Regions from separate parts of the Homo sapiens genome. Here region 2 is linked to region 1. Evidence: chromatin contacts called from ENCODE Hi-C data. All regions are on one chromosome and are shown on one strand. Each heading gives the region's core, a stretch centred on a gene start or an enhancer-like site at or near the end of the contact. The rest is flanking DNA. Distances are from core to core; before and after follow the strand shown. Region 1 has its middle 57 kb from the start of LINC02189. Region 2 holds the start of ZCCHC14 (zinc finger CCHC-type containing 14).

Region 1 (3,304 bases), core at 653-3,152:
AGCCATGGGCATCTCCTGAGCGCTCTCTTCTGCAACTAGAGGGAATCATCTCTCCATCATGATCCAGGAATCAGCAGTTCCTGGGTGATTTCCTGTTGTTTTCAAGCACTCCCAAAATCTGAGTGTTAGGAACATTTTCTTGACACGTAGCAACCCCAGGAGTTCATTGCTTACCTCCACCACAACACTCACATCCTCAGCAATTACACATCATGCCATTTTCTTTGTCATAGGGCTTTCCTTCAAAGCAGTGCACACAGGTATGAACGCTTCAAACCACACACACGTGTAGGTAAAACGTGAAAATTCCCCATGCTAAAGACCACCATTGCCAAGAAGTGTTCACACCAGCAAATGTACATACACCCCCTGAAAACATTTAAATTCTTATGAACTTAAATTTTTTAATAGGTGAAATATTAGCATTAATAGAGTTGCAATAATCAAAACTCTATGAAAAAAGCATACTCAGAGGCTTTACCCCCTCCTCTATCCCTTCCACGCTTTCCCACTCCCTGTAGGTAATGAGGCCCCTGAATTATTCCTTGTTTATCGTTCCTTCATTTCTTTGCCAGAGGCATATTATCTGCATTTTGCCAAAACATGGTATGACATGCTTTCCGTTTTGTGCTTATGTCTTTTTTTCCTTGTCATTTTACTCATTTTACCTTGGCTATCACTCCACTGCAGTTCATAACACACTGCCTCACTGTTTTTGACAGCTGCATAGTACTCCACTGTATGGAGGTACCATAGGATATCCCATTGGATATCCTAGTTGTGGGCATTTTGGTGCTTTCCAATACTTGGTAATTATAAGTTGTGCTGCAATGAATGACCTGTACACATTTACTTTCCTCTTGTTAAAGCATGCATCCTGTAATCCCAGCAATTTGGGAGGCCAAGGTGGGCGGATCACAAGGTCAGGAGTTTGAGACCAGCCTGGCCAATATGGTGAAACCCTGTCTCTACTAAAAATACAAAAATTAGCCAGGCCTGGTGGCACGTGCCTGCAGTCCCAGCTACTCGGGAGGCTGAGGCAGAAGAATCACTTGAACCCAGGAGGCAGAGGTTGCAGTGAGCCGAGGTCGCGCCATGGCACTCCAGCCTGGTGACAGAGCGAGACTCTGTCTCAAAAAAAAAAAAAAGCATGCACAGACTCTGGGGCTAGACAGCCTTGGCGGCAGTTCTGTCTCTTTAAATCATTAGCCTCTCTGTGCCTTGGTCTCCTCATCTGTAAATGGAGATGATAAACAGTACTCTTTCTTTTGGGTCATGGTGAGGATCGAATGAGCTAACATGTATAAAAATGCTTAGAACAGTGCCTGGCACCTAGGAAATGCTCAGGAAATGTCAGTTGCATGAGTCTGTACCAAACATTGTCAGTGTTCCAGCCATGCTGGTAAATGTTTAACAATGAGCTCTCAAAAAGAAAACCCCGAATTATGGCACTTGCCAATTTCCATGGTGTAAATACTCCCACATGGCTGACATCAAACTAAATTAATGGTTGTCTCCACACATGTAGCTGGGAAGCAATGCTCACACCCCAGAGGGAGCTGGCCCCGAACACCCCCCTGTGCCCTCTTGCCTGACCCGGTTTGGACACCAGCTGCCTGGCGGCCAGTGCTGGGGCGTTTTGTCCGGTGCTGCCCTCAGAAGGCACTCTGCCTGAGAGTACGCAAAGCCAGCAGTGCCTGGGAGTTTACAGCCCCCAGGGGGATCTTGTGGGTACAAATACTGCAACTGTTGGCTCTGATTGGCTGGCTCTGGGATGTGACTTCCTCCCTAGAGGCTGAGCCAAAGGCATCTTCAGCTGACTTTGCTTGAAGCCTCACCTTGGCTTGGCTTCCTGCCTTTTTTCCTCTCAGTTCCTCTTCCACCTGTCTTTGCAGATAACTTTCCTGGTAACTTCCTTTCACACGCAACCTTGTCTCAGGGTCTACTTCTAGGGAACCCACGTAAGGCTGCATCTCTAGATATCTTTTTCCCTTAAATGCCCTGGGGTTTGGGAGAGTTTCCCACTCAATAATACTCAGTAAGCTTTCCCATTAACCCCGCTATAAGCTTTTCTTGGTTTCCTCTGTGTCTGTGCCCCAAGGTGTGTCTGTCGTGGGGGGATGAGTCATGGAGCAAAGTCCTCCCCACTGACTCAGCAATGCCATTTCCTGCCCACAACCTTCTAGAACTCTTGCACTTTGACACAATGGGGACCAGCCCACCCCTGATTCACCAGCTCAGTTTTCTGTCACATCCTGTACTTTCCCTGAGGATTTTTCTGTTCTCCTTCTGACCAGAGTCAACGCCAACCAACCCACAAGCAGCAGAGAACAGAAACGTGGCCAGATGGTCTCCAATACGGATCAAAAACATAAAGAGGCAAACGTGGAGGGGCGGAAGGTCCTTGGCCCTTTTCTCTTGAAATTGAGTTCGCTGTGTTGAAATGTCCATCGTGTCTGCATCCCCTTCCTGGTTTTCCCCAAAGAGGCCGTGGCGGGGGAACAGGTGGCGTTCCATGTGGTGGCAACATGAAGGGATCACTCGCCAGCGAGCATAATCGCTCTGGAAACATTCGGAATACTCATATGTTCTGTACTTTTCCCCTGAGTCAATAAGGTAGAAATGCATCAGGAGAAAGTCAAAGGTTTCTGTCAAAATCCAGACCACAGGGAGAAAATGACGAGTTGATGGGGCTCACCCTGTGATCAATTTCTCCGTGAACCTGACAGGGAAGTCTTCTTAGAGGGCACCTCAGCGTCTGAAGTTGGCTTTCACAATGAGCAGAAGGTGAAAAGCTGCCAAACAACAGCCACTTTCAAAATCCAGTGAAAACAGAACTAAGCCAACAAAGGAATAACAAGGTCCCAGGTTGCAAAACAAAACAAGTTGGGAAAACTTGTCCAAGAGCTGTACTGAACTCTTGCATGGGCGCTGACGTACACAAATCATCCTCATCACCTCTGAAACGAGGCAGCTCTAAATTACTTCTTGAATTCCATATGGTTAATCTGCAGGCACAGGAACATGCTTTAGGGTGAAATTTAGTTGTTGTTGTTTTCACTGGGCTTGCAATAACATATTGTAAATGACTAAGGCTAGATGACACTTTCACACCAGTCTTGAAATCATCCCAGTGATCTTGACCCAATGCCAGATGAGGATCTTGGTGCAGATAAAGCGACTGTGCTTCTTCTTCCTGCAGAATTAACATTAACAATCCTGCACATTAACAATCTAGAACTATGTTAGCCAGGGTATTTGAGGCAGAATTCTGAACTGAAATTGGTCGTCTCCTAGCACAATG
Region 2 (3,490 bases), core at 981-3,480, 830 kb before region 1:
CCAGCCAGCAAGGGCTTTCCATGAGCACCTTTGACTTCCACTGCTAGCCAGGATGACGGGTTCCTGGCTGTCTTCTACAGATGAGGAAACTGAGGCTCAGAGGCCTCTGAATGCATAGCCAAGTTCACACAGTCAGCCACAGCTGGGACTGGAGCTCACTTGGTACCAAAGCCTGGGGGTTTCACAGCCAGCTCGGCTGGATTGAAGAAGCCCCACCCCCACCCCCAGCACTAATGAGGTTCCAAGATCTTTCTCCAAGGAGCTTGCTTTATCAATAAGAAATGAATCTTTTGTTTTGTTTTGTTTTTGAGACAGAGTCTTACGCTGTCACCCAGGCTGGAGTGCAGTGGCGGGATCCCCATTCACCGCAACCTCCCTTTCCCGGGCTCGGGCAATCCTTCCACTGCAGTCTCCCAAGTACCTGGGACTACAGGCACATGCCACCACATCTGGCTAATTTTTGTAGTTTTTGTAGAGATGGGATTTCGCCATGTTGCCCAGGCTGGTCTCGAACTCCTGGGCTCAAGGGATCTACCCTCGGCCTCCCAAAGTACTGGGATTACAGATGTGAGCCTCTGAGCCCAGCCAAACTGTCTTGATGTTCACGTTCTTTCACTACCTTAGATTATGAATTTTGGAATGTGGCCAGTTCCCTGGAATCACATTAAGAAGTGAGGTCCAGGACAACGACGATTAATTTAATTATTAATAGAAATCAGCCTAGACCTGGGAAATAAGATGAGGAGACCCAACTGTCCCCAGCCTTGCCCTTGTGCCCATGTGGGAGGCCATCCTGACTCCATTTAGATTTTTGCTTCTTCCTACACTGACAAAGAACACTGGGGCAGCTCCAGGGAAATGTGCCCAAGGTGTGGAGGGGGCTGGGGGAGTGGAGAGCAATTTTTTTTGTTCCCAACCATGCCTTTCTGCAATCTCTGTTCATCCTCGAAGACCTAAGACTGGAGAATGTGGGGTTTGTTTGTTTTGGAGCGACTGGGGCGGGGAGGGGGGGTCTCACCATGTTGCCCAGGTTGGTCTTAAACTCTTGGCCTCAAGCGATCCTCCTGCCTCGGTCTACCCAGTAGCTGGAACCACAGGCGTGCCAGATTCGGCTGAAGAGTTTTGTTAGGAAGTTTTCAGCACCTTGGACCATATCCTGAAAAAGTTCATTCATTGATTTAACCAATCTCTAGTGTGCACTGCCCAGAACCAGAGTGTAAGCTCCACAGGGTAGGGAGGGCGCCAGCTTTGCTCTCAGCTGCCCCCGGGCGCTTGGGACCTGGAACCCATGAATGAACAGACCCCGTTCTAGATCAACAGACATTCAAAGCAGCGCTCTAGGGGAAGGGCAGGGGAGGAATGAGCGTCCAGCCCCCGCGGCTCTACTTCTATGCCTGTGTGTAAGTGGTGGGATTTAAAGGTGGTTGGGTGCACCGGCCCTTCCCCCACCTGCAATCCGGTGCCAATGCAAGTGCCAGGGGAGGGTGGCGTTTCTGTTTACTTCCAGCCAGGTCAGCTCCCTTGCCCCCTCCCCTGTGTTTGCATTTTCTGCGTTTGGCGAGCTGGTGAAGTAGCCGCGGAAAGAAGGCGGATTTAAAGGCTCCATTTGGACGAGGCTTTTGGAGAAAGCTTGCACCTCCCATCACACCCCCAGGGCAAGTCAGCCGCCTCAAAAGTGCCGGTGCCGGCCCTCTGTGAGCTCAACACCTTCGCACAAACCTCGGGGGCGGTTATTATTACCCTCTTTTTCCCGGGGAGGCGCCTGGGGCTCAGAGAGGCCAAGTGACTCGCCCAAGGTCACACAGCTTTGCAGTGGCCGACCCGGGATTGGAACCCGGGGCTCCGGACCCCGCGGCGGCCGTTTCTCGAAGATACCCACTACCTCCCTCTTACACCGCTCAAAAATAAAGCAGGAAGGCCGAACGCCCCGTTTTCGCCGAAAAACAATGCTCCACGCAAATTTGCGGGAACAAAAGCAACCAGAAATCCAGCCCGGGTTTTCCGCCTCTCCGATTCCGCGGACCAATCGCGTCTTGACGGCCGCCGAGGGACGGGAGGCGGTGGCCCCAACATGATCGACAGCCCCCAGGGAGGCGTGGCCGCGGAACGGGCGAATGGGATTGGGGACCCGGCACAATCACGGGCCGAGAACGGGCCGCCTGAGCCAATCAGTGGGGGGGGGACGGGCCCGGCAGGCCCGGGCTGTCGCGAGAGGCGGCCACCCCGCCCACTTCTGCTGATCCCGGCCGCCCGTCAGCCGCGAGCGCGACGATCCCTCCGCTCCTCGGCCGGCGCCTCCTCCGCCGTCGCCGTCGCCGTCGCCGTCGCCGTCGCCGCCGCCGCCGCGCTCGGGCCCGGATCCGTCCGCCGCGCGGGAGCAGCAAGGCCGGCAAGTCCCGGCCGGATCCCTCCGCGCCTCCCGCCGCGCGTCCCTCCCCCTCCAGCGTCCGTTTCGCGGCCGCGGCCCCCAGCGCTCCCCAGGCGGCGACGCCGCGCCCGCGGCCCGGGGTAACGGCCGGCCTGGGCGGAGGCGCGGGCGGCGGCGACGGCATGGCCGGGGCGGCTCCGTCGGGGGGCGGCCCGCAGTGACAGACCCTGCGGCGCGGGGGGAGATGGGGGCGGCCGCCTCCCGGGCGACGACGACGACGACGACGAGGAGCAGCCGCCGCCGCCGCCGCGCACCGGCCGCCGCTGGGCACGGGCGCGGGGAAGGCGCCTCCCCGTGAGCGGGGGGCCCGAGGCCGCTCGCCGCCCCCGGCCGCCCCGGCCGCCCCGGGCCCCCCCGGCGCCCCGCGCGCGCCCGCCCGCCGGCCCCTGACGGGAGCCTTGCCCGGCCCCGGTCCCCGCCCCCGCCCCGGCGCCCGCCCGGCCCGCGGCGCCCGCGCGCCCTCGCCCGGACCCGGCCCCGGCCCGCGCGTCCCCGGTCCCGGCGCGCCCCGGCCGCGGCCCCCGGCGCCCCCCGGCCGCCCCCGCGCGGTCCCCGGCCCCGGGTCGCGGCGCGGCGCGGGCGGCAGCATGGTGGAGAAGCGCTGCCCGCTGCAGAGGGACGGCGTGTACCGCTGGTTCTCGGAGCTGCCGTCGCCGCAGCGCGTGGAGTTCCTGTGCGGCCTGCTGGACCTGTGCATCCCGCTCGAGCTTCGCTTCCTCGGCTCGTGCCTGGAGGACCTGGCCCGCAAGGACTACCACTCGCTGCGCGACTCGGAGATCAAGGCCAACAACCCGGCCGACCTGGGCAGCCTCACCAACCTGACGGACGAGGTGGTGCGCAGCAAGCTGCTGGTGTCGCTGGCGCTGCTGGGCTCGGAGCAGCGCGAGGCGGCGGGCGTGCTCTACCGCACGCTCACGCACATCGACTCCATCATCCACAACTACGGGCTGCAGCTTAACGAGGGCCGCACGGGCGATGAGTTCCTGCTGCTGTTCACCATGGCCTCCAACCACCCGGCCTTCAGCTTCCACCAGAAGCAGGTGCTGCGCCAGGAGCTCACGC

Evidence for each region. A loop is a pair of places that touch in the nucleus more often than their neighbours do. Pooled maps may share reads with other maps.
Region 2: a map with no recorded cell type shows a loop between it and region 1 (10-fold over the local background). The contact joins the promoter of ZCCHC14 here to the enhancer-like site in region 1. A Hi-C loop is called at or near these places in 1 of 37 single-sample maps with no recorded cell type and 4 of 50 pooled maps.

Annotation. Positions count from the first base shown.
Region 1 is chr16:86,663,554-86,666,857 of GRCh38, reverse strand. No RefSeq gene overlaps it. Among named protein-coding and RNA genes, the nearest start is that of LINC02189, 57 kb to the left of the region's middle. RefSeq lists a silencer at 1,700-1,749 and enhancers at 1,850-1,979, 1,756-2,955. Within about 2 kb of position 1,902, at least 11 of the 41 ENCODE cell types and tissues checked have a DNase peak (open chromatin) inside an H3K27ac peak, as active enhancers do.
Region 2 is chr16:87,491,764-87,495,253 of GRCh38, reverse strand. ZCCHC14 (zinc finger CCHC-type containing 14) reads left to right here and starts at 2,230. Exons shown (of 13, transcript NM_015144.3): 1 at 2,230-3,490. The coding sequence starts at 3,016. ZCCHC14-DT (ZCCHC14 divergent transcript) reads right to left here and starts at 1,067. Exons shown (of 4, transcript NR_110943.1): 1 at 1,019-1,067. RefSeq lists a silencer at 2,112-2,291.